2 separate regions of the Homo sapiens genome follow, and region 1 is linked to region 2. A link is a contact called in ENCODE Hi-C or POLR2A ChIA-PET data. All regions are on one chromosome and are shown on one strand. The core of a region is the stretch at or near the end of the contact, and the rest is flanking DNA. Distances in the headings are between cores, read along the strand shown. Region 1 overlaps PCSK6 (proprotein convertase subtilisin/kexin type 6). Region 2 overlaps PCSK6 (proprotein convertase subtilisin/kexin type 6).

Region 1 (7,205 bases), core at 754-3,253, 39 kb before region 2:
CACCTCTCCACCGTGAATCATTTCCTGCGCCTCATCATTGACCTCCGTTCTGTTCCCCTAACATGCCTGGTCTTACCTCCATGGGGCCTTGGCACGTGCTGCTCCCTCCTTGGGGACAGCTGTCCCTAGGGCTTCCCATGGCTGCAGCTCAGACCTGGCCTCATGGAGGGGTCTTATCTGAATGCCTGTGGTGGATGTCCTACCCACTCTCCCACCTTACACTCCTACAGAAACATAAAGGCAGGGGATGAGAATGGGGAGGAATAAAAATTTGCTGAGATTCTGATTCCACATTTAGTGGGAGGGGTGATGGATTATGTCTTACTCTTAGCACTGATAGAGACATATAAACTCAAATATCTTCCTATAATAGAGAGATAATCAAGATTTAAAACAGGATGCCAACCTTCCAGATCACTAGAGGGAAATAAGAGTGAAGAGAAATTGATCAATATGCCAAAAAAAAAAAAAAAAGAGAGAGAAAGAACTATAGGCAAATTTGAATAGGGATACGGAAGTCTTAAATAAAACATTAGGAAGTGGAATTCATCAGTTTATTCAAAGAATACTCCCCTCCAAGAACACAGCCTTCACTCAACAGATACTTATTGAGCATTTACCAAGTTCTAAGCACTGGGGATGCACTGGTGAACAAAACAGATGCTAAGCTTACATTCTGGAAGGCAGAGGAGGCCGTGAAACAAGATTACCAGGCAGGAAGCTGTTGTCCATTAGATGATGAGAAGCTCTAAGGAGAAAAATGAAGCAGGGCAGGGTGACAAGGGCATTTCAGGGTGTACCGGGAAGGCCTCAGGGAAGGGACATTTGAGTAAAGCTCAAAGAAGATGAGGGGGTGAGCTCTGCAGACATCTGGGAAAAGGGCATTCCAAGCAAAGCGTTCAGGGGATGCTGAGGCCCCCGGGCAGGAGTGTGCCTGGTGTGTTCCAGGGGATGCTAAGGCCCCCGGGCAGGAGTGTGCCTGGTGTGTTCCAGGGGATGCTAAGGCCCCTGGGCAGGAGTGTGCCTGGTGTGTTCCAGGGGATGCTAAGGCCCCCGGGCAGGAGTGTGCCTGGTGTGTTCCAGGGGATGCTAAGGCCCCCGGGCAGGAGTGTGTCTGGTGTGTTCCAGGGGATGCTAAGGCCCCCGGGCAGGAGTGTGTCTGGTGTGTTCCAGGCACAGCAGAGAGGCCCCCGAGGCTGCAGGGGGCAGTGGGAAGAGGAGCAGAATAGGACAGGACCAGGCATTGAGAGCATAGGGACCAGATCGCACTGGGCTTTGTCAGCCCTCACAGGGACTTGGTTGGAAGTCACTGAGAGATTTTAGGCAGAGGACAGAGGTGATCTGAACTTCTGTGTTAATAGGCTGACAGCTGGTCAGAATAGACGGAAGTGAGGGTGGGAGAGGAACAAAGGCGGGGAAGCCAGTTAGAAGGTCATTGCAATATCAGGTGAAGGTGACTCCGACGGGGCAGCATCAGTGGAGTGTATGAAGCAGTCAGATTCTGAAAGCAGGGTCGAGAGATGTGTAGATGGATCAGATGTGGGCTGTGAGAGGAGAGAGGGGGCATGGATGACTTCAGAGTTTTTGTCCTGCACAGTAGAAGAATGGAGTCCTAGTTTCCTAGATCTGGAACATTGCAGGGGGGGAAGATGCTGGAGAGAAGATCAGGAGCTTGGATTTGGGTGGGTTAAATCAAAGATACTTACACAAGTCCAGGCAGAGATATGTACCTGGAGGTGAGAGGGAAGACTGAGCTAGAAATCCAAATTCGGATTAGGTATATTAAGTATCGTCAGCCTTTCAAGCTGTATGAGCAATGGAAGGAGATCTGTTTATATAACAGTGATTCACACGTTTGGAGCCTGTTGCGTGTGGGTGCTGAGCGAGCTTTAGGCTTGCAGTGGTGCACAGCACGGAACCGCATGCCCTGCACACCTGTGCACCTGCCACACTGCTTCCTGCCCAGCCAGATGCTGCCATATCAGCTCCCTGCTTGCTGCCTGCATGGCACTCAGCAGCTCTGGCCTTGGCCTTAGCACTGATGGGCTTGCCATCTGCAGCCTTCCTTCCTTCCGGTCCTGCTGTGCCCTGAGAGCCTCCTGCTGCATGGTGTATGATAGGTGCCCAATAGGTGTTGGCGGATTAATTAGTCCAGTTGGAACCCTCTGTAACCACCACATGACCAGATGCTCTGTGTGCTACAGAGGACACAGGATTAGTGGATACAAGAAATACTTCCTGAGGGTAGCCCCAAATGAAGTCTTGACACAGGTCGATCTCCACCCCTCAGCGTGGGTAGAAACTGGATCTTTGCTTTCAGAAGGTTGAGACGGGTGCAGAATAAACACCTTGTGGTACCTTCCAGCTCTGACCTTCTAGGGCCTACTGGAATTTGGGGGGCGGGGACACATTCTCCAGTGTCATCACAGAGAGTATGCACATTCCTGCAAGGGCGTCTGGAGTCAGTTCATTCCATGCAAGCTTTACCCTGTAGACAACTGCCACTCCTGAATGTGGTCCAGAAACAGCAAGTACAGGCATGCGTCCTGCCACAGCTGACGCACGGCAAGCCCTCCCTGCTGTGTGTGGGGAGGACGGGCGCCTTCCTGTCACCCACAGGCTCTGTGCATCCTCCCCAAGCACAGTGAGAGCTAGCCTGGGAGCCTGGGTCCCACCAGCATCTCTCCACAGTGGAAATCCATGTGGCCCTCACATGGGACACTGCAGTTGCAACTGAGTCTCCCCAACCTGCCCTGCTCACTTCATTCCAGGGCCAGCCTCTGAGCTTGTTGTTCAGCATGGCGGCTGGATCCTCCCAGGGTGAGGGAAGGGAGTGATGGAGTGAAGCCAAAAGGGGTCAGAGGGGCTCAAACAAAGGCCAAGCGGCCCTTTCCAGGTTGGCGTATGGGCCCAGTGCTTTTGAGGTTGATCCAGGATAAGCCCTCTTCAGCCTCCAGATGAATGGTACCTCTTCCGGCTGTTCCTGAAATGTCAAAATGGGAGGTCTGCGTATCCTAACAGACATGTCTCCGATGCATTTTGCAGAGGTCCTGCCATGTGCCAGATGCTATGCCAGTGCTCGGGCACAGAGAGGCTCCAAGACACAGTTCCTGCCCCTGAGGAGCCCACAGGCTAGTTGGGAACATTTCGGATTTCAGGAACCAATAGTACCATGCACAAGGGCCCAAGGGCCACCAGTGACCCAGAGGAGTGCCCCAAGTTCAGTGGAGCAAACAGGGATTTCCGGCTGAAAGAAACAAGGAAGGGCTTGTGAGGAAGGGTCTGCCTAAGGCCAGATTCTCAGGAGTTCCCCAGTGTCACTTTGTTTTTTTTTATCTTAGTAGCATAGAAAATACAGGCCATTAGGAGATGGCGACTGCCCCAAGGGTACGGCTGTCCTTTTGTAGAATGAAGTGCCAGGCATTGCCCACATATGACCTGCCTTACTCCGCCTACCCCCAGGGGTGAGACTTCTCAGGGCTGGCCTTGCTCCCCAGGCCCTGGGAGGGACCACAGAGGGGCTCAGCAGTGACGAGCCAGGCTTCCCCACCCGATCCACTGGGCAAGCGACGGGGATGTCAGGCCGAGACAGTCCTCAGCGATGACCTGCCCTAACTCCCCTCCTTCCAGGGGCAGGTCTGGGCCCTTCCATGAGTGCAGAGCAGAGGTGGGAGCTTCCTGGCCAGGCCGACATAAGGAAAGGGCCTGCTGCCTCTGGGAGGATGCTCTGGTGCCCACAGAAGGCGTCAGTGTGGATGGGGGCCTGCAGTGGACGGGCATTGAGGTGTGGAGGAGAGTCTGAGAAGATCTCTATCAACCACCAGAGAGCCAGGAAGCACCCCCTAGGAGGAAGGGTGAAAATCCGTGTCTACCCAGAGCTCACCAAGGCACTGGTTATGCTGTGCCCAAAGACCCGGGACCCAACGTAGGCATTGTTCGCAATAAGACCTACCCCCAGAGCATGCCTGTGAGGCCACGCCAGGTGGGCAGGACGGCCGCTGGCCGAGGCTTCTCATCAGTGCATGGGTGGAGAGGGAAGCCCAGCCTGCCTGCACGCTATGACGCTATTGTGTACACAGGGAGGCAGGACCAGCCCCAGCACTGAATGTTCAGGTCAAGCTGATAGTGCCTGTTGGGGACCTCAGCCTGGGAAGGTGACAGAGAAGACCTAGGTTGCCCTCTAGCTCCAGGATTCAGAGCTCTAGAGGCCGGGAAAATGCAGGGCTGGTCAGCCAGGAAAATGCAGGTCTGGTCAGCATCGTCAGCATCGAGTCAGCTGCCTGTCAGCCTCGTCGATGCCGAGGTATGAACTGATCTCAAATGGGCAGGATCTTCCACTCCCTGGTTGTCTGGTGAGGGTGGCCTGTGAGTGCACAGTCACCACCAGCCTCAGTGCCAGGCACAGTGCAGCACACACACACGCGTAGACCAGAAAAGCAGGCAGTCCTCACTTCTCTACAGGCATTCCAAGAACCTGTGCTTGGGGCAGGGTGCTTCGTTTCTGTGGTGTTCATTTCAATCTCCTGCAAATCTCTGCAAGTTAATTGCTTTAAAAGAAAATGAAAAGAAAAAAACTGCTCCAATGGTGTTCTGTGTAAAAGTGCTTTAAAATCTATGCTAAGACCCAGGATTTATGAAGTAATTAAGTGATCTGACTGATGCGCTAGCTCCAATAATACCTCCTGTCAGATTGAACGTGGCTTAGGTAATTAGTTTTAAAGCCATTTTTAAAGGTTGAGTAGCACATCAGTCATCCATTTTCCTCTTCAGTTCCCAGGCCAAGGATCTGGGTCCTCCCAGGATCACTCTCTTCCAGGAGGCAATTTAGGAATGGAATCGAGTGTGAATCCTGCTTTGCAGTCTTGCAGCATTTGCAGATACTAACAGCTCTTCATTTATTCCTGCACACCTATATTATTTATTTATTTATTTATTTATTTATTTATTTATTTATTTATTTTGAGACAGTCTCGCTCTGTTGCCCAGGCTGGAGTGCAACGGCGCAATCTCGGCTCACTGCAACCTCTGCCTCCCAGGTTTAAGCGATTCTTCTGCCTCAGCCTCCCAAGTAGCTGGGATTACAGGCATCTGCCACCACATCTGGCTAATTTTTTTTTTTTTTTTTTTTTTTTTGTAGTTTTAGTAGAGACAGGGTTTTGCCATGTTGGCCGGGCTGGTCTTGAACTCCTGACCTCAGGTGATCTGCCCACCTCGGCCTCCGAAAGTGCTGCAATTACAGGGTGAGCCACTGCACCCAGCCCAGCACACCTTTATTGAACTCTACTTAGCTCCAGATTTGGGAACACTAGGACCTTGCCCCTGCAGTGCACAGTGTGGGTGTGGAAGAGGGGGCAGCTTCCACCGTGGGTGAGCTTGCTACTCCAGCCGTTACGCACAGAGCCTGCAAGGCTACGAACGGAGCTGGCAACGGTGCAGGCAGAGCTGGGGCGATGGCTCGTCCTGCAGAACATCTGTCGGAGAAGTTTGGCTGCATTTAAGAGAGTTGCCATCCAAAATGCCCGAGATTTTAAGTTTGGACCCAGAATGCAGAAAGTGTCTATTCTCTGAGAAACATGTATGCTTCATTCTCCCACGTCAGACATCAGACAGGCCTGGGGTTGGATCCTCCTGCCTCCGCTTTTCCTGTCTCTCTGGCCTCTGCGCTGGGTCTCCTCTCCTGTAAGATAGGGCTGTGCAGAAGTGAGACCCAGACCAAGTCACTGAAGAGAGGAGCCTTCCCAGCCCGCCCTTCTTGCCTCGGAGCCTACGTTGGTGGTTGCACCTGAACGACAAGGCAGAGCCTGTGCACCTGCCAAGGTCAGGCCAGCCTCCCCACCCAGGGCCACATCCCGCTCGGCACCCTCAGGTGCAGGAAGGTCCCTGCACCTCCTCATGACCTGGGGCCCCCATGGGCATGCCGGATGCATGCAAAGTGCTCTGCAGGAATCGAGCTTGGCTTTGTCAGCACTAAGGGGCATCTGCATGGTGTTCTCCTGTTCATGCAGCACACACTTACCTTGTCTGCACACCTGCCCCATGCCGGGTCTGCTGGGTAGGCATGGGTGTGAGGGGTGTTTCCTTGTTCTTCACTTCTTCCACCCCAAGAGCCCAGCTGAGTGTGCCCTGCAGGCAGTTTGACCAGGGCTATGTACAGGGCCCAAACTTTACTGAGTTGGCCTAGCCCTCCCTTTGTAACCAGGAGCCTACCTAAGGTGCTGGGGCACCTCCCACAGTCTTCCCCTGCCAGGGAGAATTGTGAGACATCAATGTCTAAATAGAAAAAATAATCAGGCATGCTTTCCAATCTTCTCTCTATAATTGACACCATGTATCTTATTTCATGGTTCCAAAGGGTTTTACGTACTTGGTATTCACATAGTAATAAATAGACTGTCTGAGACAATTGATGGCACTTTAAAAAATCCTGTGTCACTCTTGAACTCTGAGAATTCACTTTCTCCCTGATTAAAATTTCTTTTTTCTCTGATCTTTCATCTGTTTCCAAAAGAGCAGCAACCCACATGTGCTGTGTTTTTCCAGATTATTTCAACAGCATTATTTCCAGATTCCCACCAATCTAGGAAAGAAGTCCAATTTATCAAAAGAACGAGAGAGGAATAGGATGATGATTAGCACCTACGTGTTCTCCAGCAGGCACTGGGTGCTATTTTATCTCGCTGTTACAAATCAGTATAGAATCAGGGTAGATGATAATAAGGAATTAAAGTTTCAGGAAAAGTTATTCTTGCTAGTGATGCATATCATGGTATTTACAAATGAAGACATGACCACGATGCCTATGATTTGTGCTTTAAACTATTCCAGAGGGTGGGGGTGAGGAGTGGGAGAGTAGGAAGAGGGTGGGCGAAACCAGATTGAGAAAAGGTTGGGGATTCTTGGGACTGTGTGATGGGGCACGGGGACTCATTGTACTGTTTTCTCCATTTTATGTTTATTTGAGAATTTCCATTACGTGAAGAGTTTTTAAAAGCACATGTATGGGAAACATTTCTTCCGAAGAGGTCAGAATGCAAGACTGTCTGAGAGATTTACATGGCACAAGTAAATTTAACGATGTAAAGATTTCATTGCTTTACAGCAAATACACTTCAGTTCTTCACTTGTGAGGAGTAAATGCTCAATGTGCCGTGGGACACGTAGAGACAGGGATTTTACACTTTGTTTAAAGTGTAAAAAGACACGTA
Region 2 (7,002 bases), core at 3,697-6,196:
TGTGGCCTCTGCAGTCAGGCCCTGGGCTCTGTCCACGGAGCTGCTCCAGCTCCTGGCATCACCACTTTCTCAGATTCTCTTCCCTGCCAGTCCTGCAGCTGCCCTGTTGTCCATTCTCATTTCACAAACTTCCCTGAGCACCCATTATGCCCCGCATGTGCCAGGCCTCAGAGGCCACGATGACAGGACACTGCTAGGCTCCCCAAAGGCCTGGGTGACAGATGCACCCACCAACCACTGGTGCACACCCATGAGGGCTCAGGCACGGGTGCGGCCGTGCAAGGTCAAGCCGGGTGCCCATGTGGCTCTCGTGGCGTCCTCGAGCTCCCAGCCACAGCGCACTCACTGGCCAAAGTGCAAAGGCTGTCACCCTGCTGGCCTCACTCACTGCCCACAAGACTCACTCCCTGAGGGCGCCCGAGAGAGGGTTTTGCCAGAGCCGACAGTTCCAAAAGTCAAATACGAACCTCACGATGCCCTTGGGAAACCATGCGCACCCTCAGGACCTTCCAGCAGGGCCAGCTTTGAAAAGAAAGGATTCCCAGGTTCTATGCAAGGCCTCCAGCCTCTCCACCTGTGTACGTAGGAACCTCAGAACTGCACTCACCAAGACAAAGGGCATCATGTTTGACATTCACTCCTGAAGCCTTCGTTTCCTCAGAGGAAACAAAGGGGCAGGCCTGGGGCTGGGGCTGGGTTGGCAAGGCCCTCACCCTCCTGCCTTTGCTCCTACAGGAAGTGCGTGAGTGTGTGCCCCTTGGGCTACTTTGGGGACACAGCAGCAAGACGCTGTCGCCGGTGCCACAAGGGGTGTGAGACCTGCTCCAGCAGAGCTGCGACGCAGTGCCTGTCTTGCCGCCGCGGGTTCTATCACCACCAGGAGATGAACACCTGTGTGACCCTCTGTCCTGCAGGATTTTATGCTGATGAAAGTAAGTGGCTTGTTTGTGGGTACAAGAACTGATGAGCCAGCCCCAACTTTCTGGGCCCGTGTCCTCTCTCCAGGGAGAATTTCCCAGCCTTCTGCTTCCGTGTATTTTGTTGTTCTGAGTAAGGACTTTGAACAGGGAAGGAGGCAGAGATGATGAAATCAAAGCACCCAGACCTGTTAGTTAATAGCACTTCCCCACAGACCTGGCCAGGAGAAGTTCCAAGTGATGCTGAGAGACATCCTGGCTGTCCAGGGAATTTCACCCACCTGCAACAGAGTCAACGTCCACTACTGAGCAAGGGCAGAGAGGTGGCTAGGGCCAGCCACTCTTGAACTCAGTCTGATTTCAGGTATCAGAAGAGGAGGTCCTGCTGTCTGTGCTGTAATTTCTCCTCCAGGAAAGACTATGCCATCGGCTTCTCTGTAACACAGGATGTGTGCGCTGGGCGTGGGTCAGGGTACATGGGATTGGTGGTCAGAGCTGGGGGAGAGCCCTCCTCGGCAGAGCTGCGGAGATGAAATTGGGAGTCAGATGTGGGCGGAAGGTTTGCAGACCTCCAGACATGAAAAGGAGCTGCTGACCAACGTCAGTTGGGCTCGGAAGGGATGGGTTTGTCTTTGCCGGGCATTTCACAGGTGGCAACCGCACCCCTGAACACTAGACAGGCAGTGTTTTCCTCGTCCTACAGATGGGGAATCAAAGCTGAGCAGGGGCAAAGGCCACAACTAGTCATGATGGAGGTGGGACTCGGACTCAGAGCCGCAAGGCCAGGTGTCTTGCTGTCCCAGGAGGGTGGGGGCTGGACAGGAGTTGTAGGCCCAAGACCCCATGCCATGTTTTCGTAATTCGCCTCGCCCTGGGAGACACAAAAGCAGGGCTTGGGTTAAATTGACAGGGGATAGTTCTCAAACACATTAAAGAAGCTACCGTTTGGCACTCGTGGTCTTCCAGGTAGCAGGCCTCCCCACGGCCCTCCTCTCTGGGCCCTTACTGCTCAGGATGGGTCATTGATCCGGCCTGTCATGGCACTGCCGTTACCCCTGTGGACAAGACCCAGCAAATCTTAAAAGACGTATAAAGCCATCAAATAACAAGACACCCCCTTTTTTTTTTTTTTTCGAGATGGAGTCTCACTGTCTCCCAGGCTGGAGTGCAGTGGCATGATCTCAGCTCACTGCACCCTCTGCCCCTTGGGTTCAAGGAATTCTCCTACCACAGCCTCCCGAGTAGCTGGGCTTACAGGCATGCGCCATCACGCCCGGCTAATTTTTTTGTATTTTTAGTAGAGATGGGGTTTCACCATGTTGGTCAGGCTGGTCTGAAACTCCTGACCTCAAATGATCCATCTGCCTTGGCCTCCCAAAGTGCTGGGATTACAGGTGTGAGCCACCTCACCCGTCCCAGACTCCCTTTAGCGGGGAAACAAAAAGTCATGCAAGACACATTTCACAGCCTTTGCAAACGCTTGCCCTGGGCTGCCAGCCAGACCTTTGCAAAGGACGGAGGCGCCTTCATCCCCACCCCCTTCCCAAGGGCACAGTTGGCCGCCCTTCTTCACCCCGACATCCTCACTCAGCACCTGCTTTATGGCGTATGATGCCACCTGTGGGGGCCCTGAGGGGGACACGTGCAGGTGTGGCAAGCAGCTGTTAGCTCCCAGGCCCAGAGCACCCCAGCCACTTAGGAGTGGTGCATGGTGGTGTTTCATGAGGCGCCAACCCAGATAATAAGTTATGACATTGCAGGTGGGAGTTGGGGTGACCCAAAACTTCCCCAAGAGGCACGATGACTCGCCGTAGGTTCCTGTCTCACCATCTAGAGCAGCCAGATCTTCATACATAGGTTTCCCTGAGAAAGCACCGTGGTGGGCAAGCGGCAGCCTCAGGCTCTCCACCCCCCACCTGCCCACACCCGGCCACTTTCATGAAGATTTCCACCTCGTTAAACTCTACTCAGCCCACCAGGAATTGGCCTCCATCCCTGTTGAAATAAGCAGAACCACCTCAGAGGCCTGGTGGTTGTCTGAGGACCGTTTTTACCTCAGAAAGGGGAGGTGAGAATTCTGTGACCCCACACCAGGTACAAGCGGCCTCTGGCTGCTTTATTTCCACCCATTCCGGAGGTGGACTCGGGGAACAGCCCACCCGCACCCCCGCTTTGAAATGCCGGGGGCCTGCTTGCCCAGATTTCATTCCTGTCAGTGTCGTCCCTTCTCTTTTCTTATCTCGCTATTTTTCTCCAGGTCAGAAAAATTGCCTTAAATGCCACCCAAGCTGTAAAAAGTGCGTGGATGAACCTGAGAAATGTACTGTCTGTAAAGAAGGATTCAGGTAAAACCCCCTCGAAACCTGAGGAATGTCAGGGCGGTGGCGCTGCTTGGAGTGTGTTATGGATTTACCACGTTGGTGCATTTCTCCTAAAAGCTGAACTGTCAGAGGCCCAAAGCCATTGAGGGTAAAGATTCCGAGTCCTGGAAATCGTGTGTCCACTTAGGATGGAAAGGGAGAGGATGGGCGGAATCTCTACATTTTACACAACATGGGCGAATTGGGCAAAGCAGCACTTGATCACATCACGTACAGCACAGGGCTGTGCCCAGATCCGCCTCCTTTCGCTCCAGCACCTCCACCTGCTCCAGTTCCCCTCGCTGTCTGGGCCGGGGATGGGCTGTAGCGGCTCACCCACCCTCTCTCCTCTGCATCCCTCGGTCTTCTCTTTTTCTCCCAGCTCCTGACATCTTCACGGCTTCCTGAGGGTGCTCTTTACGTTCCTGGTTCTCCCTGTTCATCAGGCTCAGCCCCATAAAGCTCAGCATGCATTTTCTTTAAAATCATTCTACTGGGTTAATGATTGTTCTTGGAATATTTTGAAATGTTTCTTCAGCCCATTTAATGCAACCAAACTGCATTTAATGCAATCAAATATACATTACCTGTTCCTCCGAATTGCTGTCTAAAATCTTAGAACATTCTGTTCAAAATTTTTTGGGGGACACTCCCATAGTAGGGAGACTAGCACCATGGTCCGCACTGGAAGGATCACCTCATGTCCAGATGCAGGTTCTGATGCAGCAGGTCTGGGCAGAGCCCACGACTCTGCATTTCCGCAGGCTGGCAGTGGTGAGGATGCTGCGGTCCAGGCAGGGAGCTGCTTTTGCAGGGTGAGGCGGTGGAGGGCTGCAACACACCCCCAGCCCCGTCTCCCTTCTCAAATGCTGTGAGGACTGGAATTCTCCATAGAAGAAGTTTCTTTTTTGGAGTAAAGAACAAAGGAAGAAAACTTACTGAGCATATCTTCTCTTATTCCAGGGGCTTGCACCAGTGTTGCCTCATTTAATCTTTGCAGCAACCTGTGAAGTAGACATAATTCTTACTCGCATTTTACAAACAGGGGAGATGAAGTTTCCCCAGGAGGCACTATGCTACTGCCTTCATTTCCTTCAGCCTGCCTCTTTCTTCCAGATCAGAGTACTGGGGAGAAGAGGACCCCAAGCAGCTAGGAGTCCAGGAGAGGGAAGGCAAAGCAAGGCTCCCAAAGTCATGCATCACATCTGCTGTCATTTAAACCTGTTGGCTGGACAAGGCAGGATTAGGAGTGAAAGGATGAACTGGCCCAGGAAAGGGATCCCCCAAAGATAAAAGAGTTGGAAGAGGAAGGAGGCATTCCGCTGGCGGCCTGGGAGAGGCCAGCTTTGATGTCCCAGGCTCTGCAGGTCAGGCAGCCCAGGAGTGGATCCTCAACCCAGGCTGGTAGCTGGGGGCATCAGGAAGAGGAGGCTCTGTGTTCCCAGCTCCCTGGAACCTGCCTGTTTCCCAGCAGAGAAGTGCTGAGGGGTCCCCGGGAATGCATTTATGCATCCCGTCCCATCCTGTAGGAGAGGGAAATCGGATACTCAATGTAGGAATGGTGTGCTAAAGAGAAAACGCCTCCTGTCGGTAGCCCCGCCACATAGAGGCAGTGCTTCCGTCACTGACGAGCTTTCAGAGAGGCGTGCAAACTCCAGACGCATCGCCAGCCGTCAGCCACAGAGAGCTTCCGTTTATTGCCCAATATCCTCTTAAGCTGTGACTTCTAATCACTGCAGTCATGTTAAAGCAGCAAGAGAGCAGCCGAGCCGCCGCCTCTGGCCCTCCATCTCTTCAGGGGGATCAACACAGGAAAGGTTTGCAGGGGAGTGTCAGTTATAAAGACATGATTTAACTGCCATTCGCAGTGGGCATGGCACCATGAAGAGGAAGGGCGCCGGGTGGGTGTCCGCCATCTATGCAGAGGAGCTTGCCAACATACAGACGTCTTCCTGCTAAATGCAGGTGTAAGAGATAGGAAAAACCAGTGTTTTCTCCTACTCTCACACACAAAATACAACACACTTCACCTCTGGTAGCCAAAACGTGTGGGTTTTTCCCCACACACCAAGCAGTTCTCCAGTGAACCGTAAGATATACGTAATAAATATATAGCTCAGGCTGAACGCAGTGGCTCACGCCTGTAATCCCAGCACTTTGGGAGGCCGAGGCAGGCAGATCACTTGAGGCTAGGAGTTCGAAACCAGCCTGGCCAACATGGCGAAACCCTGTCTCTACTAAAAATAAAAAAAATAGCCAGACATGGTGGTGCACGCCTGTAATCTCAGCTACTCGGGAGGCTGAGGCAGGAGAATCGCTTGAACCTGGGAGGCGGAGGTTGCAGTGAGCTGAGATCGTGCCACTGCACTCCCACCTGGGTGACAGAATGAGATCCTGTCTCAAAAATAAATAAATAATAAATAAATAAATAGCTCAATTCTGACGCTACTAGATGTGTCAGATCCTACAAATTGAGGGCTCAGCCCAAGACTGCCCCACTTTGATGTCAATCACGAGTCCCACATGGTAGCCTGTGCTTCTGAGTGACCAGCCATAAATCGGACTTGCCATGACCCCTCCTTGGGTTCGATTAATTGGCTAAAGCAGCTCACAGGGAAAGACTTTACTTACATGTGCCCATTTATTACAAAGGATATGGCACACAGCCAGATGAAGAGATGCGGAGGGTGAGGTTTGGAAGGGTTGAGCGCTGGACCTTCCATCCCTATGGGGCTGGGCTGGGCTACCCTCCCAGGATGTGGTTGTGTTCTTGTTCACCACCCCAGAGCTCTCCAAACCCTGACCTTTTGGGTTTTTATGGAGGTTTTGTTACATAGCCATGATTGATTACATCATTGGCCATTGGTGATCAATTCAGCCTTCAGCCCCTCTCACCTCCCAGGAGGGAAGTCAGAGTAGTAGGGCTAAAAATTCCAAAGCTCTGATCAATGGTTGGTTCCCTGGCAGCCAGCCCCTGTCTAGAGGCTGCCCAGGAACCCCCAGCTATCAGTTATTAAAGACATTTAGCACTTTGATAATTCCAAGGGTTTTAGGAGCTGTGTGCCAGGACAAAGACCGAACATATATTTCCTTTTTTTTTTCTTTTTCTCTTCACATATTTCTTATTATAAATCCCAGTGTCATAGCAGGAGTCTCCGGGTCTGACAGATGCACCCCAGAGCCCTTGCTCAGTATGGCAAACCCATCTAGAACATGTACGTCACAGACTGTACACAGTATAATCTCAGGAACTAAAGAGATAATAGTAGGTGATATTGATTCACACTGCTGTGTGCCAGACACTGAAATGTTTATGGGTATTAGCTCATTGAGTCCTCCAAGCAACTTTATGATGTAGAAACCAATTAACAGGAAGGGAAACAGATGTAGAGGGGCTGGCTGGCTTGCTTGGGGTCGAACACTGGGAAGGTGGCAGAAGCCATCCACGTGGGTGGTCTAGCTCAGCATCTGTGTCTCTGTCCAGCACTCGGCTGGCTGGAGTGAAGTGAGGGCACAAATGGGGCGAAAGAGGAAGGTAGGGGCTGCATCTGACAGGCCTGCTGGGGCTCCAGAGGGCGTCTTATTTCAAGTTCATTGCGAAGCTGCAGAAGGTTCCAAGGTTTCAAGCAAGAGAGGCAAGAGCGGGTTGGGGTTCAGGGCCAGCCTTGTAGCCGACAGCCCCGTCACACGCCATAAATGCCAACACTTCAAGAGGGACTTGACAC

What was found. Hi-C counts contacts between places; a loop is a spot of excess contacts on that map. ChIA-PET counts read pairs that join two places held with the same protein, here RNA polymerase II (POLR2A). Pooled maps may share reads with other maps.
Region 1: a map of mammary epithelial cell shows a loop between it and region 2 (5-fold over the local background). The contact joins two enhancer-like sites. A Hi-C loop is called at or near these places in 8 of 168 maps with a recorded cell type or tissue (MCF 10A, endothelial cell of hepatic sinusoid, gastrocnemius medialis and 4 more), 1 of 37 single-sample maps with no recorded cell type and 5 of 50 pooled maps. POLR2A ChIA-PET finds 5 or more read pairs at or near these places in 7 of 52 experiments (AG04450, K562, MCF 10A and 4 more).

The regions. Positions count from the first base shown.
Region 1 is chr15:101,354,434-101,361,638 of GRCh38, reverse strand. The region is part of intron 13 of PCSK6 (proprotein convertase subtilisin/kexin type 6); the gene reads left to right. Among named protein-coding and RNA genes, the nearest start is that of PCSK6-AS1, 24 kb to the right of the region's middle. RefSeq lists enhancers at 648-1,591, 1,592-2,535, 3,480-4,423. Within about 2 kb of position 2,003, at least 4 of the 41 ENCODE cell types and tissues checked have a DNase peak (open chromatin) inside an H3K27ac peak, as active enhancers do.
Region 2 is chr15:101,318,780-101,325,781 of GRCh38, reverse strand. PCSK6 (proprotein convertase subtilisin/kexin type 6) reads left to right here. Exons shown (of 22, transcript NM_002570.5): 17 at 736-932; 18 at 3,175-3,262. Among named protein-coding and RNA genes, the nearest start is that of PCSK6-AS1, 12 kb to the left of the region's middle. Within about 2 kb of position 4,946, at least 7 of the 41 ENCODE cell types and tissues checked have a DNase peak (open chromatin) inside an H3K27ac peak, as active enhancers do.